4 separate regions of the Mus musculus genome follow, and all the other regions are linked to region 2. Evidence: chromatin loops called from intact Hi-C (ENCODE). Cell type or tissue: gastrocnemius. All regions are shown on one strand. Region 1 holds the start of Pikfyve (phosphoinositide kinase, FYVE type zinc finger containing). Region 2 holds the start of Fzd5 (frizzled class receptor 5). Region 3 overlaps Plekhm3 (pleckstrin homology domain containing, family M, member 3). Region 4 has its middle 15 kb from the start of Gm24788.

Region 1 (8,000 bases), 450 kb before region 2:
GCAGAAACTGACTTTATATAACATAAACTACTCAGCCTCATTTTACATATGTATCTGAGGAAAAGAAAGCCAGTCAGCTGGCAGGACATGTCTATGCAATCTGAGCAAAGGGCTTTGGCAACGCCTGTGACAAGTGCTCGAATCAACAGGCTTCCTCTTCTCTCCTCGTAGGCACAGGAACCTGGGATTTCCACAACTACCTTATAAGCCTAAACTCAAAAGACATTAAGGTATGACCTTCTTAAAAGGTGTTTTTGCTTATAAGTAACCAAGAAAGCATAATGGGCCAAAGCAGTGAGTCTAGTCACGAAATAAAGTCATAGGAAGGGACTGAGGCTCTTCCCCTCTTAGATTGAAAGTTTAAAGAGAAATATCCTTTGCTATGTTAGTAAAAAATGCTAAAGTTTGTAATCTATCTATACTTTAGAAAAAAGGGCATTATATTCTCCTAAAACTGTTTTCTCCTTCAAAATCAGATGTATAGGTTCATTTTATATTCACAACACTCCTAGAAGTCACATAAGTAAGTATTATTACTATAATTAACAATTGAGGCAACTAAAACAGTTTTCTTTTGGGTGAATCAGAGATAGTAATAAATAGACTTGTGACTATACAACTCTTGCAACAAAATTCTCTGACAGTCTTCTATCAAAAAAAATTTGTATTCTTCACAGACTTCCAATTCTAGCCAACTGTAGTCTCTTAATACTCAAGATTCTCTCAAATTAGTAAATTAAAACAGAAATGAAACCACTGACTTGGATGGAATTTTGGCAACAAGTGCTTATTGGAAAGGATGGGGAGGAAAAGAAAAGAGGAAGGCGATGGAGTAGGGGAAAGAGAGGAAAGGGAAGAAGAAAGACAGGGAAGGAGGACCTCTAGTATCAGGTAAAGTATTGTCTCAGTCAGGGTTACTACTGCTGTGATGAAACACCATGACCAAAGGAACGTCTGGAGTAAAGGGTTTATTTAGTTTACACTTCCACACCATTGTTTATCATCAAAGGTGGTCAGGAAAGGAACACAAGCAGGGTAAGACCTGGAGGCAGGAGCTGAGGCAAAGGCCATGGAGGGGTGCTGCTTACTGGCTTGTTCCTCATGAACAAGTGTTTAGCCTGCTTTCTTATAGAACCCAGGACCACCAGCCAGCCCAGGGATGGACACCACCCACCGTGGGGGCTGGGCCTTCCCCCATCAATCACTAGTTAAGATGATACCCTACAGGTTTGCTTACAGTCCATCTTATGAAGCCTCAATTGAGGCTCTCCTGTCTGAAAACTCCAGCTTGTGTCAAGCTAACATACAACTTCGATGCTATAGCATAAAGGATTAAGATGGCGATTAATCAAGTAAAAACTCAAAGTTTTGTTTTGTTTTAAAGACCACCAGAGAAAAAAGATGTAATGGCAATGAAAACCCTCATGCTTCCAAACACAACCTATTCTACGTCCACAAAAGCACCAACGAAAGCACAAAAACCAATCCACCTACAGAGTCTTAGAATTACTTCTAAAGGTCTTCTATATCCACAACTTTCTTTAACCTTTGGACATGTGAAAGTAAAAAATTATCATGAAAACACACATCACATCAAGTGCAGTCTCTAAAAACATAAATACAACCACATAGACCTAATCTTAATAATTACATGCCACCAGCAACCAAAAAAATTACAACTCTGATTTTTAGCAGCATAATAACTGTTTATACTGTAAAGGATGGCTCTTTCTGAATACATAATTAGAAATATTAACCTACTTATCCAACAACTTCTGCAGTGTTTCTCTGCACTAGTGTGGTATACACAGATTTGAAATGAGTATCTTGGTGAAGCAAATCAGAAAATGAATTCGATATTAAAGTGTAGCTTGACCTATCAGCTCATACGAAAACTGTAGGTGAAATTCAAAACAGCAGTGTAATCATTTTCTAGAGTGTTTTTTTCTTAAGTATAATTCTCAAACTTTTATCTATTAATGCAGGACAGCTGAATACAAGCAATGTTAGCTTCCATCAAGAAAGGCATATTGTTCATTTTGTGACCCATGCACAACAGAAACATTAAAGGAAAACCAGTGTGATCCACGTAACTTTTCCAGAAAGAGGCAAAGGGAGGGGGAGGACTCAGGAAATTAGTGTTGCTTCTCAGAAAAGTCCTGACCTTAGTCACAAGCCTTAACCTAATGAATCGAAGAGAAAGAAACTAAGACTATCTTCCCCCCACCCAACCCCCGCCGCCACCCCGCACGTGTGTCGGTCTCTGTCTCTGTCTATCTCTCTTTCACTCCCCCCCCCCGGGGGGGGGGGAGAGGGAATGGGACAGAGTGGGAGTCCTGGAGAGGCAGAAAGAGACTCAAATAAATGTAAAACAAGACGGTGAGGTTTGCTGGGCGTCTACCTCTACCAACACAAGATGCACCAACTGAAGAAGCAACCCTTCATCATTTAACACATTACGCACTTAAGATACACAGCAATGACCTGCTTTATGCAGAATTGCCATCTTCCCCTGAATGTCCTAAGAACCTACATAGGACAGAAGACCCTAAATTCCTAAATGCATCCATCAAATTTCACTTTCAACCTTTCTTGGGAACCTCTTGGGAAAGGGGAAACGACTTACTCGGAAACAAAGCCTCCTCCTCAAAACAGGACTACGTTAAAGTTAAAAAGGAAAAATAAAAGCCTCAAATGGCAAAAACCAGCATTTAAGCTGGTGGACACACTCAAGCATGGAATGGTTTCTGTGGGTCAGAACTTTCTTTTCCAGAGTAGGCTGCACCCTGAGACTTGAGCTCGCCCGCTCAGAGGAAGGGATGACATGGTCCACCTCCAAAATAAGTTCGAGCATTAGGAAAACAGAGAGGCAAGAGAACTTCCATTGTGTCAAGGAAGCCTCGGCGGGAGATGGCCCAGGAGGCCCGCGGCCGGTCTCGCCACACAGGGCCGCCGGGCGCTCAGAAGCCAGCCGGTTCCCGGCGGGTCTTCCCCGCTCGCCGGCCGAGTCTCGGCCGCAGAGCCCCGGGCCCTCGCCATCCCTCCGGCGGTGCTCCGCGACCCACGCTGGCCTTCCTCCCACTGCGCGCCCTGCCTGCCCATGCCTCGCCGCCTCCCTTACCTTCGCCTCCCGCCCCGGCCCCGCGGGCCTCCCGCCTCCCCGGCCTCCGCCTCACCACTCTCGGCCGGGAAGCCGAGGCCAAGCACAGCGCCGGCTTTCTCAGGCAGCCGGCGGTCGCGCCGAGAAGCCCAGAGGCTTACGCGGTAACTGCGGCTTCTCGCTTCCGCCTACCACCTCAAGGCTCCGCCCAGTACCCCTTCTAACCAATCATCAACCGGCTCCAAGGGCCGGCTCCGCCTACTTTTCTCCGCCCTCTAGACCTTCCGATCAGATGTTCAGGCTGAAAGAATCCAACCCAGAGAGTATCGTTCTAGACCCCCCCCCCCCTCCCCCCAGAGGACTTAACGCTGCCTCAGCCATCCTGAAGGAAGCGGGGAGGACGGTGCATGTGAGCATCACGCGCGCCAGGCATTAGACGCCAGCCAGTCGCTGTTACCGTATGTGTTCAACAACGTGAGCACATATAATTTAGGACCGCTCTCAGAGCTCTCTTGGACCGACTTCTACCTGTGTAGTCCAGAGTGAAGAGGTAGTTAATTAGCTTTCAGGATCCTTTCAGGACTCCGCTAACACCAACTATGTGTCTTTGAACAAATCGCTTGTTTCTCTAGGCCTCACACCTCTGGTGGGTAAAGGAGGGTTAATTATAGCTGCGTTTACTCCCTGTTGTTTTACTGTTGTTGTTTTTGTTGTTAATGTTTTTGGTGGTCTTGTTTGAGGATTAGGTAGAACTGTGCATGAAAGGCAGTTGGCACAGAATCTGACTCAAGTGAGGTTGAATATAGCTTTTTTTAATTCGGGTTTTGTGTTGCAGATAAGAGTTATCAAGCCCTGACTTGCTCAGCTTAGTATTAACATGACCCGTTATTTTTGTCCTGCTAACAGGGCTGTGCCGTTAAAAGTAGAAAACAAGCTAAAACCCGCTTACTGAAAGCGTAGGGCTTTGCAGGGGAGCATTGAAAGGAATCTGAAGGTTGGTGATATTCTGAGAATTCTTTTCTTCTAAAACTTTGGCATTTCCCACCCAGCTTTGGTTTTTTGTTTGTTTGATTTGTTTCAACGTTGGAAATTACCATCAAAACCTGAAGCTAGGGGACGCTGCAACTCCTGGTCACCATCCTTAACTGGCTCTTGGATCTTGTCCTCAGCGTCCTCTGACCGCATTGGTCTTCATTACTACTGTGCCTCTCTCCACTCTCCACTCTAACTGTCATCTATACAAATCAAAACACCGGGCTACCTTGGGTACTATCTATCCTTAACCTAACCACCTCCACCACCAACCACGTCCCTCACACATATCCCTGGGGGCTTGCAATGTCTCTTCAAACAAACCTTTCCCAATAACTCCTTCCTTGGCCCATAAACATACACAAGCATCTTCCCTAAGAAGAAGAAAAAAAAATCTTTTCTTAAATTAGCCCAACAGACCCTAATATTCCATAAACGTACAATAAATTATAAAATAGACCAAGAGAACACAATAGATAATCCAGCAGAGAGGATAGCAAGATACAGAAGAAACTCTATGTACAGAAACACCCGATCAACTAACACTTTTTAAAAGATATAGTGGGCTGAGCGGGTGCCAGAGGAGCATAGGGGGACGGCCAGGGGGTCAGATTCCTCTGAAACTGGAGATATAGGAGGTCGTGAGCCCCCAAATGTGGGTGCTAGGAATCAAACTTGGGTCCTCTGCAAAAGCAGTATATGCCCTTAACATTGAGCCATCTCTCCAGCTCCTCAGCTAACATTTTATGAGTCATTAATTGGACAAGTCCTCGTTCTCTGCGCCAGTCACTGGCCACATAGGTACCGTGCTAAAGGTAAAGCTGTGGCCATAACACAGTCCATGTTCCCCAGAAGTTTGCACTTCCGTGCCTACATTAGCATGAAGTTTAATTTCTGTGGGAAAATTGACTTCTCTTTTAGGAAAAGAAATTAGTTTGGGTTCTTACCTCATCCTAGACATCAAAAATTAATCCCAGGTGTATTTTATCTGTAGAGACATTTTGTGCGTACCTGTAACTATTCTTTCCCAGAACTTCCATCCAAGCACTTCTATGATACTTGCTGGGCTTGGGTGCACTATGGTACTGTGCTCACGTGCTTATAATACTTTACTGAGAATTCGTAGCCTTTCCCTCTCTTTATATTGGTTAGTATCAATATAATTTTTCTCAGTAATGCCCCAATTCAACACTGTCACTATTCAGTCTCTAAAAGTTGTCACTATTCTTTAAAAGTTGTCACTATTCTCTAAAAGTTGCCCCTGATTTGGCCAGTGGAAGCATCTCATGAAAACCCTGGGTATTGTTGCCAGGATCCATGACTTTCTGAACATTTGCTTTCTGTTTCCTATTTTCCCCTCTTACCTCTGCTCCCCAACCCCTAAAAACTACCACTCTGCTCTTTTTCTTTCTAACTTAACATTTTTAAAACTCTACACTTGAGACCTTACAGGGCTTTTATTTCTGGCGTATTTCACTTCCTATAGGCTCCTCCAGGTTCAGTATGTTGCCACAAAGGATAAAATTTCCTTGTTTTTAAATTTATATTTGTTCTAATGTTCAAAGTCAAGTAAATATTCTCTACTATCCCATAGATCATCTCTTCAAAGTTGTTTTTCTCGCTTTCCAGAGCACTTTATTTTGATAACATCCTATTTGTCTGTTTTGCTTTTTTTTTTTTTTTTTTTTTTTTTTTTTTTTTTTTTGCCTAAGCTTTTGGGTTAAACAAAATAAAAATAAAAGTCAAAAAATAAATAAAAAAAAATAAAATAAGAAAAACAAAAGTCACTGCTCAGGGCAATGTCATGGGTTTTTTTGCTTGTGTTTTCTTCTACTAATTTGTACTTTTTAGGTGTTAAATTTAGATATTTAATTCAATTTGAGTTAATTTTAAATGTAGTGTGAAATATCAATCTAATTTCCTTCGTGCACTGTGGGTATTCAGTTTTTCCCATAACATTCATTAAACAGACTATCCTTTCCCTCAGGGTTTTTCTGAATAGTAAGTCTATCATAAGTGGATTTATTCCTGCTCTTTTCTTTCTATTCTGTGGTCTATGTCTACTTTTGTGCTGAGACCATGCTGTATTGATGAACATAGCTTTGTACTATTTGGAATCTTTAGTTTTTCGGACTACTCTTTTAGTAGTCCTACAAATTATAGAATTGCCTCTTTTTCTAGATTTCTGCTTTTTAAAGCTGGGAAGCATTATTAGGGGAGCAGGTGATTTGAGACAATGTCTATGTACCCAAAGTTGTCCTCAAACCAGAGAGTCTCCTGCCTCACCTCCTGAGTGCCGGGTTTGCAGGACTGAAACACTACACTCAATTCATTTTTGGTTTCTTGAGACAGGGTTTCTTTGTGCAGTCTTTGCTGTCTTGGACTAGCTTTGTAGACCAGGCCAGCCCCTAATTCTAAGCATTTTCATTTTGTAGTATTACAAGTGAGATTGTTTTCTTGATCTCTTCTGAGGAGTTCTCTGTTATAGAAAAAAAGGACTATTTACCGTTTTTGTGTTGCTGTTAGAGAAAAAAAGGACTATTGACCGTGTTTGTGTTTTGACCTTGTTTTTGTTGTGACCTTTTGTGTGTTTGTGTTGGTTGCATGGCACACAATGCTACTGAGTTTCAGTACTTCCCAGAGGTTTTAGGTCACACATTTAGGATTTTTCTGATCTGAGATCATATCACCTACAGGCAGGGCCTCTTAACTTCTTCCTCTCCCATCTGGATAGTGTCTATGCCTTTCTTTGTCTTATAGTGTGTTGAGACAAGGCAAGAGTGAGCACCTTCGCCTGATGAGACACAGAGGCTTTCCGTTTTCACAAATAACTCATTACAGCAGACCTGTGGGGTACAATCCTGACATATTGAAAGCACATATTTACTGTCTGGCCTAGTGGACTAACTTCCAACATTTCCTGTCCAGTGCCGCTAATCAATTGACTGTCTAAGAAATTATGGTTTCATTTGGTATATAATGCAAACGCTGTTTTTGGTTGGTTTTTTTGGTGTGGTGATGGTGGTGGTGGTGACAATGGTAGTAGTGGTGGTAGATTGTTTTTGTTTGTTTGTTTACTGTAAGACTAATTTCTAGCTAGACTCTAATGAAATTATCACTCTTTCGCACTGCATGTGAAAGTATAAGTAGATATATGTTTCAGCAAAATGATTTGGTGGCTCTAACAAGCACTTTGAAAATGTTTATACTCCAGTTCCACTAGTTCCACTAATCTAGCATTCAGAATTGATAAAGAGCATTTTTACCAAGCAAGATAAAGATGGATTTTTCATTATTATTGATGCGATGAGGAAATAAAAGAAGAAACAACCAAAGCAAATGATTCCAAAGTAACAGGATCTGACCCACTCTGCTCAAGTTAAATGGCCTGCAAGTATGCCAGATGACAGAAACTAGCAATCATCGGCATTTGTTCTATAGCTAAGTATAATCCAGGCCTGTACCCAACACTTGGCATGTGGCGGCAAGAACACCAGAAGTTCTAGGCCAGCCTCTGCTACATAACAAGTTCAAGGTTAACCTGGACCACATGAGACAATCTTTATTAAAAAGTGCTTTCTTCACAGTGTTGTCCCCCTTCTAAAGCCATGTCAGTCCCCTTCAGCAGGGCTCCTGATCAGAGTGACCGTAGGCTCATCCTACTGAAAGTGCATCCATGAGCTCTTCCCACTCTTCTTTCCAGGCTCTGTCTTTTTCTTACCGTTCTACAGTACTTCTTCTGTACTTGAAAACTTTCTGGGCTTCCATCACAGCAGACTCTGTAATTCTCCTACCCTAGTTCTGCATTCTCTTTGGGGGTAGGAGGCTCTAATCTTCCACCTGACCCTTAAAGATTCAAACATGCCTC
Region 2 (8,000 bases):
TTAGACTCTATAGGATGCCAGACATTTAAAAAAAACAAGATAAATAGCATTATTCTCCAAATTTTCAACAATGAATAAATATATCTTGAACAGTAATCTAAGTTGCTTCCTATGAATTTGAGTCTGCAAAAATATTTTTAATATAGCAGCTATCAGAAGTGTGATATTTAGTTAAGTGGCTTTATGGGGGGACATCTGAGCAAAGCAATAGATGACAGTTGGTAGAGTTTTAAGTGCTTAAGCGTTTTGTCTTTGGAGCTGAGCATGGTAGTGTACCCGGTTAATCCCAGCACTCAGGCAGATGATTTTGAAGCTAGCCTGATCTACAAAGCAAAGTTCCAGGCTAGCCAGGGCTACAGAGTGAAACTCTGGCAAAAAACAAAACAAAAAAACAAAAAACAAAAAACAAACAAACAAACAAAAAAACCACCACAACAAAAACAAAAGCACCCCCCAAAAACCCAACCAACCAACCAACCAAACAAACAAACAAAAAAACCCAATAAAAAATGTTATCTTCGGACTGATGAGATGGCTCAGCAGGCAAAAGAGCTTGGCATGCAAAACCATTAGCCCGAGTTTAACCCTGGAACCCGGGTAGAAAGAGAGCTCTGACTGGCACACAGCACCATGGCATACTCGAACCAGGATACATACCTACAGTACTAATAACAAATAAAATTGAATTTGAAATATTTGTATGGGCTGATAGAGTGTCTATCTCAGTGACTGAGAACTTGCGTAGGATGTGCAAGACCCTAGGTTCAATCTCCAGTGCTGCACACACACAATTGGTACTTTTAAAAAAAGTATTCTAATTGTTTGTATAATAAATTGAACCTCAGAAGAAAAATTTTGCACTTTAAAGGGAATTTTAATAATTAAGTTTAAAGCTGGGCGTGGTGGCACAAGCCTTTAATCCCAGCACTCGGGAGGCAGAGGCAGGCAGATTTCTGAGTTCGAGGCCAACCTGGTCTATAAAATGAGTTTCAGGACAGCCAGGGCTATACAGAGAAACCCTGTCTCAAAAAACCAAAAAACAAACAAACAAACAAACAAACAAAAACAATAAAAATTAAGTTTAAATTAAACTATGTATTTACTGTGTGCACATGTTCATGTGGGTGGGTTTATTCTTATGTGCGCAAGCTCACTTGGAGGTTGGAAGCCTGTGGTGAGTGTCTTCCTCTGTTGCTTTGTGAGACAGGGTCTCTTACTGAAACGGGAGCTCACTGATACCACTGGACTGGCAGGCCAACAAGCCCGAGGAATCGTCAGTGCTGGGATTATTGGCATTCACCATTTGCAGCTTTTAGTGGGTGTTGGGAGTTCTTATGCTTGAGAGAACGGACTTTTTGATTGAGCCGTCTCTCTAGGCCGGAAAGAACTCTTTAAATTGATTAAGTACAAATTGTATATGTTTATGACTACATCCTGCTGCTTAGATATAGCTATGTCTGCTGGGATGGTTAATTCAAACTATTTTAGCATATGTAACACATGGGTCTTTTTTCTTTTGTTTTCTGTTTCTGTTTTTGTTTTTTAAGTTTCCTGTAACCCAGGCTGGCCTCCAACTTGATCGCAGTCGATGATGGATGACTTTGAACTTCTGACCTTCCAGGCCCCACCTCTTAAATCCTGGGATTATAGGCATGAGGACAATGCCTAGTTTTAGGTGGTATTGGGAATTGAACCTGGGTCTTTGTGTTCGATAGGTAACTAAATGAGTTGCATTTCTAGCCCACATACTTATCTTTGTGTGTGTTGTGATAAGAACACTTAAAGTCTACTCTTAGTAATTTACAATTGTACCGCATTGTTATTAACTGTAATAATAATGAAGTATAAGAAATATCGACTGCTACCCTTTTTGTGGACTAGTTACACCCAATAAACCCAATGAGTTGTTCTGGTGACAGTTTCTGTATATGATTATTCCAAGCATTAAACGAGGCAAAATATTTAGCAGCCTGCCTGAGGTATGTTAAGTACTCAGCATACTTTAAAAAAACTATTCTGTTTTTAGATTTATCTTTAGGTGTATGAATGTTTTGCTTGCATGCATGCATGTGTACCAGGTCTATGCATGGCAGCCATGAAGGGTATAAGAGAGGAAGGACCAGCTCTCCTGGGATTGTACAGATGGTTGTGAGCCACTGTGTGGGTACTGGGAACTGAACCCAGGTCCTCTGAAAGAGCACACAATGCTCTTTAACTGCTGAGCTCCAGCCCCAATCAGCATATCTTAAAATAACCTTTAAGTAATATATGTGGGAAAGCAAAAACTAAAACAACACACACACAAAAAAAGATACACGTTTACTTTGTCACCTTTTTTGGATTTTGTTTTGAAACACAGACTGTCAGTGTAGCCCAGGTTGTCTTCAAACTCAGAATCTTCCTGCTGTCCCCCTATAGAGTGTTGGATTTAGAGGTCTGAGCCACCACACCCAGCCAACGTTCCCTTCCATTACTACTGTAACTACTTGGGATCTCTAAGCAAAAGTCAGATTTTTGTTGTTAAGGAAGGTTGACAGAGCAGTAAGACAGTAATGGTCTAGGCAGAACCAAGTGGAACAACCCAAGGTTCCTGGGTGAATTCCAGTGTGAGTAGTTTACATTCTCCAACTTCCAAATAATTTTTATTATTAGCCAACACTTGTCCATCGCAGCAACATACACAGCACATAAAGTGTAGCAGCCTCCCTTGGCATGTCGGCAGGCTGGACATACTTTCCACTACGGGTCCTTCCTTATCTGACTGGTGTGCTATAGTTTTTCACCCCTCCAATAATTCTTAGCCCGGGATGTTTCTAGACCCCGAGGGCCAAGCAGTTACTAAGAACTAAAGAGATTAAATTCTAGGGAGATAGAATAATAAAAGAGGTAGAATTCTAGGGAATGAAGCAATATACATTATAAACATTTAGCTGTGATGTCTGAGATTAAACACGGAGTTTCATTAGCCTCCACAACGCCTTGCTGATAAACTGAAGATGGCTTTTCAGCCCGTACAGACGGCACAGAAGACAATAACAACCCAACAGATCTCAGTCAGTGAGGCCAGTTCAGAGTCCTTCAAGTACTCCTATGCCCTCCCCTACTTCAAATCCCTCCCACTCCCCTCCCCCAGCGGAAGGAGGAGTGAAGGAGCAGTCTACAATTTAAAGCCTCTTCATAAGCGTGTGAACGAATTTCAAGCATGCTAAACACCTCGGTCTCCCAGCCTAATTAGAACTCGTAGAAGAGAGGCATTTGTGGGACATTTAAAACTTGGAGTATACTAACCCATCAGGAGAGCGCCACTGCGTGTCCCTGCGTTGACTGTGCGCAGCAGGTCTTTTCACGGTTCCCACTGCCCCAGTACGCCCCGGTTATCCGGTCTCAACCTCGCCAGAGTGCACAGCAGCCAACCCTGGGGGACCAAGCACCCTGAGCTGTACACTGCTCCAGTTCAAGAGTTTTTCTCTGTGGGCAAATTCGGATCTGCCAGGGATTATAAACCGCAACTGCTAAGGACTAACGTCTCTAGAGACTTCCAAAACTGGAAAGAAATTCATTCTCTTGTCACAAGGACAAGATTTTGTTATATATAAAAGGGCAAAGCCTGGGAAATATCGATATTTCTAAGGGAGGGGTGAGTGGTAAAGATTGTGAACTCTGCTGCCCAGCTTCTGGTTTGGGATTCCAGGTCAGAGCGCCTATTGTGTGCCAGGAGCTCGCACAGGGAGGGGCACAAGTTTGTCAACGTCTCTGCTGTCTTGTTAGCTCAGCTGTGTAGGTCAAGTTCTGAGGTGTTCTGGCCTCAGAATCCTACGGTATCCAGATCGCGTATCAAGGTGTAAACGATTAACTAACACGAGGTTGCTCATTAAGTACTAGCACGTCTGTCACCTAGCACAAGGCAGCTTAGAAAGAGGACAGGTGGCACAACCGAATTGACCTCTCATCCCTTTAAACAAGCGCCAGACCTCGATAAGGACACTCAGCTGGAGAGAGGTGGCCTGGTGGAGGCCCTGGAAGCCGGCGTTCAGAGAACAGAGCCCTCAGGAAAGTGAGCACCATCCTGGTGAACCACCGCAGAGAACTCCAGAAGGACTTGGGGCCAGGTTTCCCGCCCGGGTTCTCTGGGAGGACTCATTAGCATTGACCCCGCCCTCGTAACTTCCCGGTCCACTATTGGCCGACGCTCTTCCGCTGCCCGCTCCGGGCGGGGCCGCGGGGCGCTCGCGGAGAGGCCAGGACAGCGGGGCGGTGGGCGGGGACCCGGAGAGCGATTCGTGGGACGGCCCAGCTCGGGGCAGGGCGGGAGGGGGCGGGAGGGGCGGTCCCGGGGCGGGGCCTCCCGGCGGGCATTAGAGGCAGGTGACCCGGGCGGGGCGGGAGAGGGCAGTCAGCCTGCGGCCGCGACTTGTCCTCTGCCGTCGCGCACAGCTCGGAGCTCCCTGGAGGTGGGCGAAAGAGTGCGAGAGCGCGGGGGAGGAGCCGAGCGGGGCGCGTCCCGAGAGCGCCGCCACCGCCCCCCGGAGTCTGCTGGAGCGCGGAGCCCCCTGCAGGGGAGGCGGCGAGCGGCTGGCGGGACGCGGCGGCGGGTGCGGACTATGCAGTCCCCGCCCGACCAGCGCTGGCTGCTCGCTGTGCTGTGAGGTGGCGGGGTCCCCTCCGGCTGCCGCACCCCTCCGCGCAGTTCAAGTGCTGCCCGGCGCCCTTGCCCTTCGTCCCGGCCCCGGGACGCCGGTGGAAGGCACGGCCTGCCCCTGCCTTGCTCTGCCCGAATCATGCAGGGGGCCCCGAAGGAAGAGAAGGCGAGTGACCGGCCCGCGCCGCCCATGGTCGAGGGGCGCCCTGCTCTCTGAAACGCCCTCCACCTGCTGCCATGTGTCGCCGCCACAGGTACCTAGCTTGTCGTTAAACTTTCCCAGCTCTGGCCCGATTCGGAGTCGCGCGACTGAGGAGCCCGGCTGGTCGCAGACATCTGCCGCCCAGCAGGATCCTCCGAGGTGAGAGCCCGCGTCTTCCCAGTTCACCCGGTTCCTCTGCCCCCATCTCGGGGACTGAGCTCTCTGGCCCCAGGCACAGCCTGCAGGGCCGGGCCAGAAAAGAGAGGCGGGCGCGGGCAGTGGGGTGGAGGGGGTGGGGGCGTCTGAAGTTTGGTTCTAGGAGGAGGGGAGGAAAGGAGTTAATCTTGAGATTGGAGCTGGTTTGCGGAGACCAAGTGGTTGGCGCTCCTCTAAGAGGAGTGGTTGCGATTTTTCTTTTCCCCTACCTTCTCTTTTAAGAGTTCTGTCCTTGGAGTCGGAGCCCTAATCATCCCTCCAGCCCTATCTGGTGTGGAACTGAGTGCTGCCGGCGGAGGCAGCGCCTTCCAGAAACAGTTTATCTTTGGACGGATTTCTTTAAGAGAAAAAGAAACCAACAGGTTGCCAGCCCGGGCGTCACACTCAAGACTCCGGAGAGGGAAGCCCCGGCCGCAGATTCGTCGGCCAACGCAGACCCTCTCAGGCAGCGGGAGGCAAAGGGAAGAAGGAGACGATGGCTCGACCCGACCCGTCTGCGCCTCCCTCTCTTCTGCTGCTGTTGCTGGCGCAGCTGGTGGGCCGGGCAGCGGCCGCCTCCAAGGCCCCGGTGTGCCAGGAAATCACGGTGCCCATGTGCCGAGGCATCGGCTACAACCTGACGCACATGCCCAACCAGTTCAACCATGACACGCAGGACGAAGCAGGCCTGGAGGTGCACCAATTCTGGCCGCTTGTGGAGATCCACTGCTCACCGGACCTGCGCTTCTTCCTGTGCTCTATGTACACGCCCATCTGTTTGCCTGACTACCACAAGCCGCTACCACCGTGCCGTTCCGTGTGCGAGCGCGCCAAGGCCGGCTGCTCGCCGCTCATGCGCCAGTACGGCTTCGCCTGGCCCGAGCGCATGAGCTGCGACCGCCTCCCTGTGCTGGGCGGCGACGCCGAGGTTCTGTGTATGGATTATAACCGAAGCGAAGCCACCACCGCGTCCCCTAAGTCCTTCCCGGCCAAACCTACACTCCCAGGACCACCAGGGGCGCCATCTTCCGGGGGCGAGTGCCCCTCGGGAGGCCCATCCGTGTGCACGTGCCGCGAGCCCTTCGTGCCCATCCTGAAGGAGTCACACCCACTCTACAACAAGGTGCGCACCGGCCAAGTGCCCAACTGCGCGGTGCCCTGCTACCAGCCGTCCTTCAGCCCGGACGAGCGCACATTCGCCACCTTCTGGATTGGCCTGTGGTCTGTGCTGTGCTTCATCTCCACGTCCACCACCGTTGCCACCTTCCTCATTGACATGGAACGATTCCGCTACCCTGAGCGCCCCATCATCTTCTTGTCTGCGTGCTACCTGTGTGTGTCACTGGGATTCTTGGTGCGCCTGGTAGTGGGCCATGCCAGCGTCGCTTGCAGCCGTGAGCACAGCCACATTCACTATGAGACTACCGGCCCTGCGCTGTGCACGGTTGTCTTCCTCTTAGTCTATTTCTTTGGCATGGCCAGCTCCATCTGGTGGGTCATCCTGTCGCTCACCTGGTTCTTGGCGGCTGGCATGAAGTGGGGCAATGAAGCCATCGCAGGTTATGCACAGTACTTCCACCTTGCTGCCTGGCTCATCCCCAGTGTCAAGTCCATTACGGCGCTGGCACTGAGCTCGGTGGACGGGGACCCAGTGGCTGGCATCTGCTATGTGGGCAACCAAAACCTGAACTCACTACGAGGCTTTGTCTTGGGCCCACTGGTGCTGTACCTGTTGGTGGGCACGCTCTTCCTTCTGGCAGGCTTCGTGTCACTCTTCCGCATCCGGAGCGTCATCAAGCAGGGTGGCACTAAGACGGACAAGCTAGAGAAGCTCATGATCCGCATCGGCATCTTCACCCTGCTCTACACGGTGCCAGCCAGCATCGTGGTGGCCTGCTACCTGTATGAGCAGCACTACCGGGAGAGCTGGGAGGCAGCCCTCACCTGCGCGTGTCCGGGACCGGACGCTGGCCAGCCACGCGCCAAACCCGAGTACTGGGTGCTCATGCTCAAGTACTTCATGTGCCTGGTGGTGGGCATCACGTCGGGAGTCTGGATCTGGTCCGGCAAGACTCTGGAGTCTTGGCGGCGGTTCACCAGCCGCTGCTGCTGCAGCTCTCGGCGGGGCCACAAGAGCGGTGGCGCTATGGCCGCAGGAGACTATGCGGAGGCCAGCGCCGCGCTCACCGGCAGGACCGGGCCGCCTGGCCCCACCGCCGCATACCACAAGCAAGTGTCCCTGTCGCACGTATAGGAAGGCCTGGAGGCCGAGGCCCAGGGACAGTGCTGGAAGTTGAAGGGGGCAGTTGTTTCGCTTGGTAGCTTTGTGAAGGTCACTTCCGTTTACCTTCTTGGTGCTGATGCCCCCTCCCAGAGTGGCTTGGAGAGGAAAAGGGGGCGGTTTCAAGAGATTACCTGTCCCCAGTCTTCTACAGGGGGCTCGGCTCGCAGGGCAGTGGGTTAAGTGTATTCTAGTTTGCATTTCTTACTGCTTTCTTTAGAAGTACCTTGTTTTTAATTTATATGTATTTTAAGTTTTAACTTTGTTGCATTTTGGCAACAAAATTTACCTTTGCTTTGGGGGCTACATAATCCTCAAATTGGCATTGTAATGAGGTTACTGTTGGTTCAGGTTTTTTTGGACTGTGTGGTCTAAATTAGGAAAATATATTTCCTATACGTGTCTTTTTTTTTTTTTTTTATAAATGTGAACAGTGAAAGGCTGCTGTGAGTGGGAAGGTGTGGAGTGTGTGTGTGTGTGTGTGTGTGTGTGTGTGTTTTAAGGTAGTTTCTTCTTACAGTGCTTAAAATGTCCAGGACACTTAGAGGCCAGAGGCCATCTGCTCTTTCTGTGTCTAGCCCCCTCAAGTCCTCTGTGAAAGTAGACCATGATGTGGTTAGGACCATCCCTCACATGATAAGGTTAGAGTTTTGTGAGCCTCCTTAACCTTGCTCAGCAAGCGT
Region 3 (8,000 bases), 53 kb before region 2:
TGAGGTAGAGCCATTGTCATCTGCTTCACAAGGACATCCCTAAAACACAAGAATGTTTCTGGATACTTCCAGGCCCAGAGTCTTTGGCAGAGATGGGAAGAGTGAAGCAGAGCCACATAGCAGAAAGCGAGAGGCCCCTTCCTTCAACAGAGAGCATCAGGAACTGAGCTGCGTTGGGTGTGAACTCAGTCCCTGAGAGAGAGTACAGAAAGCGAGGACCTCAGTGGCCAGTCACTTCATGTCGTTGTCTGTTGGCTGGTACGAAGCCCAGCACCTTCCTGATGATCAGAGTCTACAATGCCTGCCAGAGAGTGCACATGGGTGCCCTAAGAACAGTTCCAAGCGTGGAATGGAGGACACTGGTCATGTTTTTCACGGTGCTGCCCAGGAGGAAGTGTCCCAGGATTGCACTCAAGCGCATCAGTGCATAGTCTGCTAGGTAGAGTTTACTGCACGCATCTTGGAGGACCGGATGTTTCCTTCCCCAGAGCCCTCCATCGGCAGGACCCACCTGTCGTTTGAATGTTTTATTTCTCCTTGTCCTTCACAGCACTTTTGACCTTTATTCAGTCCGCGTAACTACTCTTGCTTTTGTATCCTGGATGTTTTGTTTGTTTGGGATGGGGACATATTTTAAGACAGGGTCCTGCTATATATCCCTGGCTGGCCTCTAACCTGTGACCCTGCTGCCTCATCCTCCAAATGCTGGGACTATAGGTATGCACCATCATACCTGGCTTTACTTGTTTTTAATTATTTTTAAAAAATATTTAAAAGTAAAAATTATGTAATTATTAAAAGTTATTAAGAAGTAACATTTTGAAAAATACAAACCTAAACTATTAAGAAAATACCAAACATAAATAGAATTAATGAATTAATATTATCGAAATAAGTAGATATATACATATATAATTGCCACCTTACAGTAACACAAAGAGTAACTAGCGTGGTAGGAATGGGAAGTGGATCACTTCGCTCTTTGGAGGGTAGTGTACTCCCACTGTGATCCCCTTCCTTGTAAGAGCCTGCATAGTTGTCACTGTGACCAAGATGGCTGCTAGGAAGGCACTGAGACCCTGGCGGCCAGCATTCCTTCTTCCTTAACTCTTTCCAAGGCAGGAGAATGGACTCACCAGGAAGTACTTGTTTGTGTCTTTCACCTGGAGCTGGTGTTGCCCACTGCCGCCCATGCTTCTGTCCTTTGGGATTTTCACTGCTGTTCAGATCAGGGGAAACACTGGCTCACAGAGAACGCAGGGGTTCAACTCCAAGTTGCTCCCACAGGCACCAGCTCTCGATGCTTCAGTCTAGTGGGAGACATTCAGCTGACTTGTGCAGTTAGAGGCAAGCATTTCACCTCTTGGCCCACACCATTTCCTTTGGCCCCAGACCATGCAGTTGAACGCCACACGTGTGTTCATTTCCTAGCTACCCGGAAGCTATAGCCAAGGCATGAAACTTGGTAAAAGGCCAGGGCCCTATTTACCAGACACCTCACGGTGCCTTTTATAAACTCTTGGGAAGGCAGGTTGACCTCACTGGAATGAGTGGTAGGGAATGTTGCGCATAAAGGACAAAGGTGGGAAGTCTCAAACACTTGGCAAAACAGACAAACAGATTTGAGTCTCTCTCTTCCTCCTCTTGTTCATGAAATACAGTATTTATATTTTCCAGCCTCAGAGAACAGAACATGATCTTTCACTGGAGAATTCTAGACCTGCTTATTATGAAACAGATGTGCTCCCGTGGCACAGTGCCTTCTCCCTCCACCCCCAGTCCCTGTCACCGTAGCTTACTCTTGACCTTTGCTGAAACTAATGTATCTGTGATTCTGACTGTCAGAGACGCCATTCCCAGCACACTGAGCACAGAGACTTGAAGAACAGAGCCCCCGACCCCAGGTTGGCCCCATGTCCTGCCCCAACTCACAGGTGCCCAAGATTAGACCTAATAAAAGCCGAGGGTGAAATCTGGATCCCTGTTTAGCACACCTGAGTTGTCTGTCCCCACTGCCCCTTAGAGGGCCTTGCTGTGTGTGAGCGGACCTTGGACACTCCTAAGACCTTTCCCTGGACATTGCTTCGTGTTTATTTTTTAAAGGGAAAGATAAGCATGCTGTCACTCATGATCTGGAATTGGAGCCATGTCCTGCTACTTCTGTTTTCACTATGGTCCATGCCCGCTCAGGACTCACAACAGCGTTCTCTGCCACCACCACCGGAATCTGATAGGACACCGTGGAGCCAGATCAGGAGTTGGATCTGCCATGAAAATTCAAAATTGCTATTTTCAGCCCAGAATGTCTCAGAGTGCATGAAGGCCCTTACTGTTTTCAGGTCTAACAAATGACTTGGTGCAGTGTTAGGTAGTTGTTCCACTGCTTAGAAACCATCGAAACAAAAGCAAGCCTGTGCATTTCCACCTCCTTTTTTTTCATCTCAGTAAATACCATACACGTAAAGCATAATGGAAAACGGTCCATTAATCTCCTGGAGCTGCTTGCAAAGCCCAGGGAACGGCTTTTCACTAAACAGCCATTCCCTGGTGTAGCACAAGAATTCCCTCCTGCTAGTGCCAGAAACTCATGTGTGACACCATCCAGCCCGGGGGAAGTGTTGGCACCCAACCCCACCGTTAAGAAACCAGTTCCTAAAATAGACCTGCATTTGCACCGCAGTAGGAAGGCTGCAGGGTGCTCCAAAGGCAGTCAGCTCTGATGGGAGAGGAGTTCTTTCCAGGGCTGCCTGTTCCCAAAGTTGGACACAGCCTTATATGAAAACCATGCAAACTCTGTCTTCCCCCTGACTTCATGTGCTGAATAACAGCCATCTTTTGGGAGTTTTTACATTTGATGAGCTGAAAGGTTAACTGCTTCTTGATTCTTCTATAATAGGCCTCTACCAAAAAAAAAAAAAGGAGTGTGTGATTACAGTGCCTCGGGATTCGAAGGTTCCAATACAGTCTGAAATAGCCCCGTGCTGTGATTCCCCTCAGCTGCCCCAAAACAAAGGTGTCTGTGTCACTCTGTCACTGTGGCTGAGTTGCAGCACACCCTCGGTGAGGTCTGGCCTGTCTCTGCTTGTCATGTGTGCACACTGCACATGAGCACTGACAGATTGCTTTCTGCAACTCCTCCAGGAAGCTTGGCTTGCAGCCCTGCAAGTTCATTCTCCATCCGTGGCCCAGAGATCTCCAGACACAAACTACCTATGATAGCAGGAGCACAGTGATACAGGACCACAGTAATGCCACACACCCTGAGCACCAAGAGCAAAGCCCGCTGCCAGCAAGGAAGTAGAGAAAAGTTCTGCTGCTAGTTCAGGGGAGCTCTGCCCTCTCACCCTGCAGATCAGCTCTGGGTCTTCTCCCAAGCTTTGCTGAAATAGTCAGATTAGAAATTAGGCTTTGACCCTTAGTTGGAATACTGCCTGTTCCCAACACAGACTATTTTATTTTGTTTGATTTGGTTTTTCTTATGGTAAATAGGGAAGTGTGCAATATTGTTTTGGGAGTTTTCTACATGACTTTTCATCTTCTGAAATAATGTGGAGATGTCAGGAATTTGAGACAAAGGGGAAAGAAGCTAGCCCTTTCTTCCTTGGCCACTTCTCCCTGGAGCCTCTGGCCCTTGTCATCCATTCCTTGGTACTGACTCAGTAGTGGTGGTGGGCATTAGGAACGTGGCTCACTGCTCTGCCTGTCCCACTCGCCTGACCCCAGCATACTACAAGCTACGTGAGTAAACCCCTCAGCTAATCTAACCAATGCTGATCTCTGTCACAGGGACAGTTTCTTAACAGTTAAGTTTTAGCACCCAGTAGTCTCTCTGTAGGCACTTCTGTCCTTTAGATTCAAAACTCTCTGACTTGAGGTTGTTTGTTTGTTTGTTTGTTTGTTTTCTGGTATGTTTTAGTGGGTGCGGGGCTAAAACAAAAAAATCTACATCACTGTAAAACTCTGGGTGAAAGGGAAAATGTAGCTGAGCCTCTCCAGCATTTGCCAGTGTGTTTTATGTAAGATGGGTTCCTGGTGACCATGGCATGTAGCACTGTCTCCATAGAGTAGGCTCTGATGTGATGGGAGGCACTAGTGAGAGGGACCCAGGCTGCTCTGCTAGGGCTCTGCTCTGAGGGAAAAGAGACGCTGGCTGCTGTCGTTTTAGAAAGCTCCCTAGTGAAGCCACTTGTTTCCCAGGCCAGATGAACAAGACACCTAGGACAGCTCTTCCACAGTTGGGCCCATCTGGCCAGCCTTGGAAGCTGTAACCCAGCCCTGTCCCCTCCCATGATTGCCTTGCCTGCTTGCTTCCTCAGCCCTGGGCCAGGTTTGAGGCTCATGTTAATAAACCACCTAGAGACCAACTGGCCAGCGGCCCTTCCTTCCCACCGGTTCATCTCCCTGTAGGAGTGCCTTATAGTCTAGTCTAGTCTCTGACCCACTTGAAGCCTGCAGGACCCTTCAACCAACTATGGATCCCTTCGCGCTTCCCTGCTGGCTCTTGTTCAGTACACAGCCCACCTGGAGCCTGTGTATTCCGAGATGCACGTCCACCTTTGCTTAACCTGGTGCCTTAACTTCACAAGTAAAGGGATTCACATTGCAAACGCATTATCTGAGTGAAACATCAGTTTCTTCGGTGCCATTGGCACTTTTACCAGGAAATACAATAGGCATAATCATACAATGTTTTGACTTTATTTTATGATGTTTCTCAGCCACTCTTTGTTTGCTTGCTTTCATTAACCAAACTCAGGGGAATGTCATGTCACCACAGTCAATGGGGAAAGAAAGAAAACTAGCTATGCAGAAGTGAATGACAAAGTCTGTGAACTTAGTCTTTACTAGGTTCAGAAGTGACATCAACAGGAGGATTTTTTTCCTTTATTGTATAAAGATTCTCTTTACTTGCCACCTGTGTTCCACGTAGAAGGTGGGAAGCCTCGGGGATGTGTGTGGATGACAGTGTCCCTATTTTCGCCGGGGCAGTCCACCAAGCCACCGGATCAGGCCCTCATTGCAGTGAGCTCTGCCTCTGGTTACCTGTCCGGCTCTTACTGTAAACAGTCCTTACCTGTCTCCAAGGAATGATAAAGGGAGGAGGACGCCAAGACTGCAGGTGAAGAGCAAGAGTGTGTGACGTGGATGGTCCTGTATAGCTCGTTCTCGGGCTCCTAGCTCAGATCCGAGTCATTCCCCTTCCTTCTGCTCATGCGGTACAGAAGCAATCAGGATGTGCCTTTGAGCTGTTCCTTCTCTCTGTTAGTTATTCGCAATAGCTAATGTGCTAGTTTACGTGGTCCCTGTTGTCTGGATCTGATTGCCTTTTTTGGTTAATTTATCCATATTTTTGTTTACATTATTTTTAAAGCTAGTAACTGTAATAGTATAAAATTGAAGTTGTGCTGTTGACAGGACATCTCTCTCTCTCTTTTTTTTTTACATTTATCTGTCACAATAATTTAAGTGCACCTGTTCCTAATGTATAAAGTTCTCTCCCTCTCAATAAATGACAATGGAAGTACTTTCTCTCATATCAGCTTTATTTAAGAAAAAAATCTTCAGGAAATGGGGAAGTGAGCCCTTGGCAAAATCAAGATTTGAGGTCTATTGAGAGTGGGCTATTTACTTTTGTAGAAGAAGGGGGATTAAGACCTTTTTGTTTGATGTGTGTGAGAGGTTTGCTGTGTGTTTGTATACTACACTCATGCTTGTTGCCCAAGGAGTTCAACAGAGGGCATTGGATTCCCCTAGAACTGGTTTTATAGATGGTTGTGAGCCACCATACGGGTTCTGAGATCTAAACCCAGGTCCTCTGGAAGAGCTGCAAGCATCCTTAGCTGCTGAGCCATCTCTCCAGCCCTGCTGTGCTTTAAATATCTCTTACATCTGGATTTATAACCTTATAGTGTTCTCAGCCTTTTCTGCATTTACAGAAAATATTACCGGAGTTTGCTTTCTGTTGATGTGATAAACACTGTGGTAGAAGCCTCTTAGGGAGGAAAGAGTTTTCAGGCCAACCTAATCTAGACGTGACGTAGGTAGCCCCTCAGTTAACACTCCCACCCCAAGTGACTCTTGGTTGTGTCAAATTGACAAGAAAGGCTAAGGAGGACAAAGGTGTAACGTGTGGAAGAAGCAGTGTCTCTTCTGGGCTTTCTTTGCTGAATCAAGGCAGTTCTGAGACCAGTGCCCTGAGGTGGTCTGAGGTGGTCTGCTGAGTGTCTGTCCTCTCCCTGTCTTCCCCCAGCAATCCCAGCCATTCTCACAGCCCTCTCCTGCCCCCACATAGGAGGCAGTGCCAGTCGGTCAGCATGAGGAAAAGGCTGTGGCAGAGGGCCATACTCTGGGAAAAGAAAAGAAAGATGTGGCCATGGTGGTACAAACCTTTAATCCCAGCACTCAGGCACCAGGCAAATGATTCCTGTGAGTTCAAGGCCAGCCTGGACTATATAACCAGTTCTACGACAGCCAGGACTACAGAGTCTGACACAAAATAAGAGAAAGAAAATAAGGAGCAGGTGTAGAGCAGCCTCAGAGAGTTGAGAATTTATTAAAAATAGGCACCTGCCTTCTGCCTGGGCTGGCCCTTGCCCCTCGGCCAGAAAGGCCCAAGGGTATGACAACTGTCTTCTTGGAGCCTTGCCAAAGCACCATCGCCACTCACTTTCCCAAAGAAGGACATTGAAAAGAGACTAGCAAAGGCATTTCTGGCTAAACATTTGCCAAGGGTGAACCCTGAGCCTTACTCCCTAGACACACCCAAACTAGGCCCTGCCCTGCCTGTCCACACAGGAAAGCAGCCCAGCCCACACTCTGCCCCAGGACTAGCTGGACTTCATCCTCACCCCAAAGCTGCTATGATGCGTAACAGGGGGGGACGAGTTAATGTTTCACCTTGGAGAACCAGACACATAATGAAGCCAGAGCCCACATTCAGCAGGTCACAGTTGGAGTATACGATGTCTGGGGAACAGCCAGGGAACTGCTTGGGCACTTTCAGAGGGAAGGTGCCGATGCTATCAGAGGCTAGGAGAAAACCGACATCTTGGCCATCTCCTCCACACTCTAAGGGCATGATTCGGTTCTCCTTTGACACTGACTCAACATATGGCTTCAGTCAGTGCTTCCCATATTAAAACACAAATAAGAGCAGAAGGTCAAGTCCTGTCACAGACAATTGTGTCAAAATCTCTCTGGATGGGGCCTGAGGAATAGTAGTATTTTAAGGCTGTGTGATTGTGAGCTAGGGATATAACCCCAGTGAGGGAATACATGCCCTGGATTTGATCCCCAATACCACAAAAGGTAAAGAAAGGCCCCTTGGGTAGAATGGATGTGGTCTGAAAGTAACAGAGGCCTGTGATCTCAGCTACTTAGGAGACTGAGGTAGGAGGATTCCAGATTCAAGGTCTGTGTGAGTTCAAGGCCAGGTGGGGCAACCTAATGTGATTCTGTCTCAAATTTTTAAATGAGGGGCTAGGGACCCAGCTCAGTGGAAACGCATTGCTCACTCATATGTGCAAGGCCCTATGTTCAATCCCCAATATGAGGAGGGAAAGGAGACTAGTCTAGGTGAAGAAGTTACCTTGAAATAAACATTAGCTTAGTATAGGGGTGGTCTACAGAGGGAGTGTGGGCTACAGGACTTTGTTACTTTCCAACAGACAAAACTTTGGAACGCACTGCTTACCAGCCTCGATTTTCATAAGAGCTAACCTTTACACCCCCATTGTTTCCATTATTTCCTTCCAGGCTGTGGTTAGATTCTACCTACCTGTGTCGTATATGTCCTCTGTAGAGGTCACGAATAGCTCTCTCATGGCTGCAGGGGCTGCGCTAGCCACAAAGAGAGCATCTTATTCTCTTTCTCGGTGTGCACTCACCGAGGTGCACACCTGTGAGCGCCGATTCCTAGTTCAGTCCTGAGCTTAACCGTCGTCCGTGTAAACAGGCATGTTTAAGATGGAGAATCACCTGGTGTTTGGAGGGGGAGGTGT
Region 4 (8,000 bases), 250 kb before region 2:
CAATATCTAATGGTGGCTAGCTTACAGGTTCAGAGGCTCAGTCTACTATCATCAAGGTGGGAGCATGGCAGCATCCAGGCAGACAAGGTGCAGGAGGAGCTGAGAGTTCTATGTCTTCATCTGAAGGTGGCTAGTGGAAGACTGACTTCCAGGCAGTGAAGGTCTTAAGCCCATGACCACAGTGACACACCTACTCCAACAAGGCCACGTTTCCTAATAGTGCCACTTCCCGGGCCAAGCATATACAAGCCATCACAGGAGGGAAACTGATTCCAGCTAGTTGTCCTCTGACTTACATACACATGCTACGGCATGAACACACACCCACATATGCCCACAAAAATTAACAAACAAATAAGTAAAAAACAATTTAAATGCAGTAATTTTTCAAATATAGCAGTGTACCTATTAATGGACTGATGCAGGTTGTGAAATGCTTAAACCAAATCAAATGCCTGCATCTCCTCAAAGACTTGTCATTCCTGTATGGAAGAACCTTCTGACTCCTTCTTCTAGCTTTATGAAAGATACAGGAGATTGTCGTTCTCTGTGGTCACCCTGCTGAGTACAAGCTCACGGGAGGTAAGCCGGCTTGCGCCTGTTCCTCCGTAACTGCAAACATTAGGCAACTGGTCCCAGCTGTCCCTATCTCCCAGATTGTGACAACTACCATCTTCCTTTCAGCTTCTGTGAAATCCACATGTTTAGATTCTGTGAGCGGGTGAGACTGTGTGGTACGTCTGTCTTTCTGGCTTATTCGATACAACGATCGCTAGCTCTGCCAGAATTTCATTCTCCCTTCGGCTCTGGTGTTTCTTGTGTGTTTGTGGCACACTTTTACAAATCCATCCATCACTTAGTAGGCATGCAGGTTGCTTATAATTTTTTGGCTATTTCTTGAATCGTAAATGGGGTGAATGGGGGTTGAAAAATGTCCCTTTAAATTTTGTTTTTAAAAAGATAACTTTAGGGCTGGAGAGAGGGCTCAGCGGTTAAGAATGCTTGGTGTTCTGCCAGAGACCAGAGTTTGGTTCCTGTAACCAAGTGCCTGTAACTCAAGTTTCAGGCAGTCTGATATATGCCTCTAGCCTCCCATGCATGCATGCGCACGCACGTGCACACACACATAAATAAAAATGAATATGAAACAAGATAACTATTAAGTAGAGGCACAAGCCTGAAGTCTTAGCACTTGGGAGGCAGAGTCAGGAGGACGAGGAGGATCAAGCAACTCAGGGTTACCGTCAGCTACAGAGTCTGGGGTCAGCCTGGGCTGCAGTTCAGGGTCATCCTAGGCTACAGAGTCCAAGGCTAGTCTGGGTTGCATGAGACCCTGTCTCAAACCAAAGCCATAACCTTTAATTTCAAACATTTGTCCTATTATCATTTCATTTAATTCAGCGATTATCTTGCATTAAGTTTCCTTGTTTTCACATTCTTTGTTACCCATTGTCTTTGCCAGGTAACAATCATTTTCATACATCATTGGAATGCCAGATCATTCCAACCTATGTATGCCAGTACAATAAATAAACCCCAAACCCATGCATTTATCAGCACCATTTTATTTTTGGTTTAGCTTATTTGGGCTCTGGTTTTCCAGAACATATTAGAAACTTTAACATGTTTTTTTTCACAGTAGAAAGGTCTCAGTATTTACCACAATGGGCAGTCACTGCCAGTTAAATGTCTTTGTGTTAGCTTGCTCTCTGTTGCTGTGGTCTATGATCTAATACTCTGGTCAAGCCAGCTTAAGGAAGGGAAGGGTTAATTTAGCCACATTGTAGTCCATCACTGAGGTAAGTGGGGCAGGAACTGAAGCAGAGGCTGGCCCTGAAGGAACATGGTTTACTGGCTTACTCAGCCCTCTTTCTTAAACAGCCCAGAACCACCTGCCCAGTGGTGGCTTCACAGGGACCTTCAATGTCAGTCATCAACCAGGAAAACTGCCCACAGACTTGCCTCACAGGCATTTAGACAGAGGCAATTCTTCAGCTGGCATTCCATCTTCCTGGATGACTCTAAACAAAAACTACCCAGCAAAACATGGAAAGAAGGCACTAAAACAAAAAGACAAAATAAACTGACAAAAACAACAACAACAACAAAAACCCACCACAGGATAACTTAGAAGATTTTGGGAATCTCTTCAGAACTGTAATTTCTTCGTCAAGAATTCTGAAGATTGGTGTATCAGGAGCAAGCAGACACTAGTACAATGCCTGAGACATTCTGCACATAGGTCAGATAGGTGGGGGGAATGGCTGTTGCTGTGTGATCTATTTCCACTGCTGTGATAAAACTCCTTGTTTTATGCTGTGATCAAAAGCAATTTAGAAGCCAGGCATGGTGGCACATGCTTCTAATCCTAGCACTCAGAGGTAGAGGCAGGAAGATCTCCATGAGTTCAAGACTAGCTTGGTTCCTTCACATGGCAAGTTGCAGGTCATCCAGAGAGTGTCTGTCTCAAAACAAAACAAACAAACAATGACTTAAGAGAAAGAAAGGCTGTTGTTAATGCTTGCAACTCCAGGCATGGTCTAATATGTAGGGAAAATCAAGGCAGTAGGAACTTGGAACAGATCACAACATCACATCATTGTCAAGAGCAAAGAGAAGTGATTGCACAAATGCTCATCTGCCTGCCTGCACTCAACTGGACTTGAGCAACTCTTACAAAGCTCAGGCCTCCTGAATAGGGAGTGGAGCCACCCACACTGGGCTGGGTTTTCTCAAATCACTTAAATTAATTAGAACAGTCTCCTGCAGGTATGCCCACAAGCCAAAACCAGTTTAGACAATCCTTCATTTGAGAGTCTACCCAGGTGAATCTGGGCCCCAAACCAATCTATTGCTGAGAACAACCAAATGAAAGAATACTACTCAGGTTCCATGCCAGCGGGGAGAGTTTGAAGGACCCTGCGGGTGTCTTTGCTCTGCTGTTGTTCCATTACTATGGTTATTATAGCACAGTAAATCCCAGTATAGTAATAATGAACACTCATGCTATCTGAATGGTTCCCTGGGTGATTTTGAAACCCTGGTTTTCCTATACATATTTAGCATGAGTTAGCATTAGAAAACTTGTTTTTTGTTAAAATTGAGATTTAAATGTTGAGCTGGGGACAACTGACAGGAATTTATGCCAAATCATCCCTTCCAAGAATAGGGACTGTGTTAAATATAGGAAGGAGTTTTGCAGCTTATCTTAGCATCTAGCAAGGTCAGGCTCTACCAGGATACCTGCTTTTATTACTCCTTTAACTATTCTTTCCTATCTTTCTTATCTTTTTCATGTAAGGCTCAGAAACAACGTGCTCAGTTCTATAAGAAATAAAGAAAAATAAAAGAGAGGCAGGAGTTCTTCCAAAAAACCCAAGATCAGTTCCCAGCACCAACATCAGACAATTTACTGTCACCTATGACTCCAGCTCCTGGGCAGTCCAGTGCCTCTGGGCTTGGCAGGAATCTGCACTCATATGCATAGACTTACACATCCATATACGTAGCTAAAAATAAAAATAAATAATCTAGCCATGGTGGCAGACATAGATGGATCTCTGTGTATTCCAAACCAGACAGGGCTAAATGGTGAGACTCTTCCTCAAAATAAAAAGAAACAAAATAATAATTAGTGTTACATATTTTCACTGGAGTTGCGATAAACTAACTTGGAAAGAACTGACATTTCTCAAGTCTGATAACTGCTAGATATTTCAAATGAACGCACACACACATGTGCATTGGAATCGCAGAACCCGATCCGAGGATTAAATTGGAAATCACAAACCTTACTCAATCCTTTCAGCACTTAGTTTATAGATGATGTACATTCAAATCATTTGTAGAACAGAGTGAGTCTCCAGCTTCAACAAGATAACCACCTACAGGGGGCGGCATGCACTTACGTAGAGGATTGCAGGCTGTTTCACAGCATTTCATACAGCATTGTTTAGGTGCTCAGCTCTGCACCACAGAGATTACAGCCTAAATACCCACAGGCACCACGGAAACGTTGACTCATGACAGACATGCAGCATGTCACTTAGCACAGCTGGCTTCCTGACATACTGTCCCCAGGCATCCCAGTAGCCTTCATTCCCAAAATTGTTCACAGGAGAAGAAAGGATTAAGATGAAATCATAAATTCATTCCACAGGTATATGTGTTGAGTCGTTCATATAAGTAAAGAACTACTTCGAGAAAGGGTAATAAGAAAGACCACAGTCTTCCTTGCACAGTTTGCCTTCCAGAGACAGAGACAAAAGGCAAACTCATTAAATAGTATATTATAATTTCAGCTCATGATAAGGAGCATAAAGGCAAAGGAAGGAGAGGAGGCTCAAGATGCTATTTTCAGTAAGGTGTGTGTGTGTGTGTGTGTGTGTGTGTGCGCGTGTGTGGGGGGGAAAGCCCTCCTGCAATAGTGCATTTGAGCACACTTGCATGCTGTGGGAAATTAAAATAATTGGTGGTAGATGTATGAATAAAAGAACACAAAACAAGGAGAGTCCTTTGTGCAGGGTCTATGTACACACAGGGGACATCTGGAGAGCAAAAAGTATCATGGAGATCCACGGAGCAGGAGAAGAAATGGGAGAAGAGGCAGGTCAGCCATGTCTACACAGGGTAGGCACTGGAGGTGAAAGGAATTTGCTCTGCATTCTGCGGAAAGGATGCCTTTTTAGCCGGGATAGAGTGTGCATGGTCTGATGGACGCTTTGCATCTGGCTGCCATGGTGAAAATGGGTGGGAGTGAGGGTCAGAGGGAGAGATGCATCGAAAGCCATTGTGCTGCTTATATAAGAGATATTGCGGCTGAGACCCTGAGACTCTGAGACCCTGAGATGGAGGGTCTGATGTGGAGGAAAGGTAGGAAGTCAAGGAATGACAGATGCTTTGGAAAGACAATGTGAAGAGTTGCTGGTGGGCTGAATTCTGGCATGAAGAGAAGAGAAGAGAAGAGCCACGGGTAGATGGTCTTTCAGACTTGGAGAGTTTGGAGCAAGAGAACCCCTTAATCAGGACAGACTTTTCCCACTCAGTTTCACTGTCTCGGCATAAGCTCTATTTTCTGTTACTATATTCCTCCCATTCCAATCAGTCTTGTTTCCAGGAAAATCTTTAAGATGTATAAAAATTTGTAGTAAGTGCTCATTGGATCCTTTCTCAAGGTTTCAAGCACTAGCTTTCTGTAGCAGTGATTAAAGCAATATTAGTGTTGAAATTAAAAGGCCTTTGAGGCTGGAAAGACGGCTCAGCAGTCAAGAGCACTGGCTGCTCTTTCAGAGTACCCAGGTTCAACTCCCAGCACCCATATAACTCGAAACTCTCAGTAACTCCAGTTCCAGAGGATCTGACACTCTCACACAGACATATATGTAGGTGAAACACCAAGCACATAAAATAAGAATAAATAAGTCAGTAAGAAAGCTGATGGGTCCAGTTGATTTGAACTATAATCAAGTAGAGAGAACAATGCCAAAAGACAGTCGTTCCCAGTAGTTCACACTTGGAGCTGAGGTGACCGTCTAACTAGCAGCAGGTTCTTCTTTGCTTCCCTGGTTGGCTGAGTTTCGTGTTACACCCAAGCCCTGGAGGCATCTTTGATTTAGGATCATAGTACCTTCCCTTAGCGTCTGCCCACAATGCTCCAGGGACCTTACCCCATGTGTGATACTGTGGTCTGCCTTGCATATTGTTTATTTCCAGAAAGTGTCCCATAATCCCCTAGGTGCAATTGATCATTGGGTTTTGTTTGTAGACCTATGAAAAGTCGTTTGTTTGTTTGTTTGTTTGTTTGTTTGTTTATATTGGATATTTTCTTTATTTACATTTCAAATGTTATCCCCTTTCCTGGTTTCCCTCCCTCCCAGAAACACCCATCATATCCTCCCTCTCCCTGCTTCTATGAGGGTGTTCCTCTACCCACCCACCCACACCCACCTTCCTGCCCTCGGTTCCCCTACACTGGGGCATCTAGCGAACCTTCAGAGGACTTGAAAGGTCTTTAAAACAAACGAAATATCTTAATGAGGCCTTCAGTGAGTTGAGGGCTAGGAAATGCTTTCCAAGACTTAGGTTAAAAGTACATTTTTACCAAATGTTCAGGTAGAATCAGCCAATCTGTCCCTGGCTGAGTGGGATCCACCACCATTTTGTGAAAGAGAAACCAGCCACTTCATTCCCAGCACCAACTCATACTAGACAGAACAGGGCTGGTGTCTACAGCTGATTTGCAACATAGATTATTTCATAGTTTATAGGAAAAGAACAGGAAGATTGGGCCAGGTATGAGCAATTTAAACTGTTGAACACACTTATCTATTTTACGTGTAGACATGAACATGTCAGGTCATGCGTGGTGTGAATCAGAAGGCAGCTGTAGAGAGTCAGATCTCTCCTCCCACCATGCGGCTGGCTCCCTGGTCCTAACTCAGGTCTTCAGACTTGGTGTCAGGCACCTTTGTTGGCCGCGCCCTTGCCCTTTTACCAGACCTATGATTTATGTTTTTAAGCATCAAATATGGAGTTTCCCCTAAAAACAAAAAAACATTTTCCTTATGTAAAAAATAATGCAAACTTTATAGTAAAAAATATTTAAACACAAAAACATTTTTCTTTCCTTTGAGGAAGGGTCTCATGTATCCCAGGCTGGTCTCCAGCTTACTACATAGCCAAGGAATACCTTTAAATTTCTTCCTCCTACTTGCTCCAGAGTGCTGGAGTTATAGTCTTGTACCACCACACCCCATTTTCTGCAACACTGGAGATCCAACCCAAGCTAGATAAACGTTCTACCAACTGCACTACATTACCAGCCAAAAAAACTATGAACAAGTACAGCCGCTCAGAGATCACCAGTGCTGTTATCTTTTATTTTACATACCACTATATGTGCGTGTGTGTGTGTGTGTGTGTGTGTGTGTGTGTGTGTGTGTGTAGAAATCATCTTTAGGAATAGTAAGCTAGTTCTATGCATTTATTATTTAAAATAACATGATTTTTAAAAATTTTACAAAATCGATTTAAAAAAAAAAAGTCAAGTTAAAAGCCAGCTGAGGTGGAGGATCTTTGTGAATTGGAGGCCAGTCAGGGCTACACCATGTGACCTTGTCTCAATCTACAGCAAACCCCTGTGAGTTATAATAAAAGGTTGTTCACTATGGGCATAACAATTGCTTTTCATTTTCAGTGTGTCTTATACTTATTATCTCTTGATATGTTTGTATTCGTTATCAATATGCGCTATAGCTAATGTTACTAACATCATGACTGGTATTGTTGCCATAATAAGAACAGAGCAAAGGTTATCTTGTGGGGAGACATAAATCCTAGCTCCACGGTTTCCTCAAGTAGCTACATCCTGGGCCGAATAAGGCCTGAGCCTTTTCTAATTTTAAAAATCCTGTTTGAGTCTTATTTTGGAATACAGATACTTACTGAGATGTATTTGTTAAGATGCAAATTTTTTACTTTCAAATATTTTATCTGCAATAGTCCTATTTTCATGTTCAGGGAAAAAATGGATCATATTCTGAAGAAAATTCAAAGGCTTTGAAGATAGGGCCTATTTACAGAGACCAATTTGTTTCTCTGCATTATTTTAACGTGTACCTCTCCTCGACTCCCTCCAGAAGCCTCCCAGGCTGGGAGGCTGGGGAAGTGGGGGTGGAAGAAGCCCTATTACCATGGAGATGGATGAGAGCAAATGGTCACATCATCAAAAGCAAACTAGAAACGTACAAAGCTTTTGTGATGCTGATCCTTTTTCTTTTTTTAAGTAAGAAGAAGAAGAAGGGAAAAGGCACAAATAAAAGGACAGATCTCTCTCATTAAATCCAACACTAATTTAGTAATCAGTGTAATAAAGCTACCCTTGAAAGCCCGCTGTGGGGAAAACAGTGCAACAAAGACGCACAAAAGGTTGCTGGCTGCCAGGTGTCATTTCCAGGTACTCCAAGGACATTTGCACTCCTGTTCTCTCCGTTCTCTTTTCT

What was found. Hi-C counts contacts between places; a loop is a spot of excess contacts. Peaks named below come from ENCODE experiments on the same cell type or tissue, not always from the same donor. Only the 100,000 strongest peaks of a DNase experiment are listed, where the experiment ranks them.
Region 1: a loop joins it to region 2, with 4 times the contacts of the local background. A loop is called at or near these places in 8 of 42 quality-filtered maps.
Region 3: a loop joins it to region 2, with 8 times the contacts of the local background. A loop is called at or near these places in 9 of 42 quality-filtered maps.
Region 4: it touches region 2 in a loop (2.9-fold over the local background); 14 of 42 quality-filtered maps call a loop at or near these places.

The regions. Positions count from the first base shown.
Region 1 is chr1:65,181,955-65,189,954 of GRCm38, reverse strand. It overlaps Pikfyve (phosphoinositide kinase, FYVE type zinc finger containing), which reads right to left and starts at 3,270. Exons shown (of 42, transcript NM_001310624.1): 1 at 3,122-3,270. It also overlaps a transcript of Idh1 not described here. In gastrocnemius, CTCF peaks have their summits at 3,247 and 4,199; DNase peaks (open chromatin) are centred at 1,155, 3,319, 4,200 and 4,719; H3K4me3 peaks cover 2,659 bases; H3K27ac peaks cover 2,903 bases.
Region 2 is chr1:64,734,133-64,742,132 of GRCm38, reverse strand. Fzd5 (frizzled class receptor 5) reads left to right here and starts at 4,383. Exons shown (of 2, transcript NM_022721.3): 1 at 4,383-5,000; 2 at 5,280-8,000. The coding sequence starts at 5,533. The coding sequence ends at 7,290. In gastrocnemius, CTCF peaks have their summits at 3,311, 4,536 (motif pointing left), 6,221 (motif pointing left) and 7,164; DNase peaks (open chromatin) are centred at 5,691, 6,079, 6,570, 7,080 and 5 more places; H3K4me3 peaks cover 4,660 bases; H3K27ac peaks cover 2,732 bases.
Region 3 is chr1:64,786,645-64,794,644 of GRCm38, reverse strand. It overlaps Plekhm3 (pleckstrin homology domain containing, family M, member 3), which reads left to right. Exons shown (of 8, transcript NM_001039493.1): 8 at 1-5,524. Among named protein-coding and RNA genes, the nearest start is that of Fzd5, 53 kb to the right of the region's middle. In gastrocnemius, no CTCF peak of the experiment used is centred here; DNase peaks (open chromatin) are centred at 3,126, 4,316, 6,326, 6,621 and 2 more places; H3K4me3 peaks cover 1,066 bases; H3K27ac peaks cover 2,438 bases.
Region 4 is chr1:64,982,263-64,990,262 of GRCm38, reverse strand. No RefSeq gene overlaps it. Among named protein-coding and RNA genes, the nearest start is that of Gm24788, 15 kb to the left of the region's middle. In gastrocnemius, a CTCF peak has its summit at 3,888 (motif pointing right); a DNase peak (open chromatin) is centred at 3,897.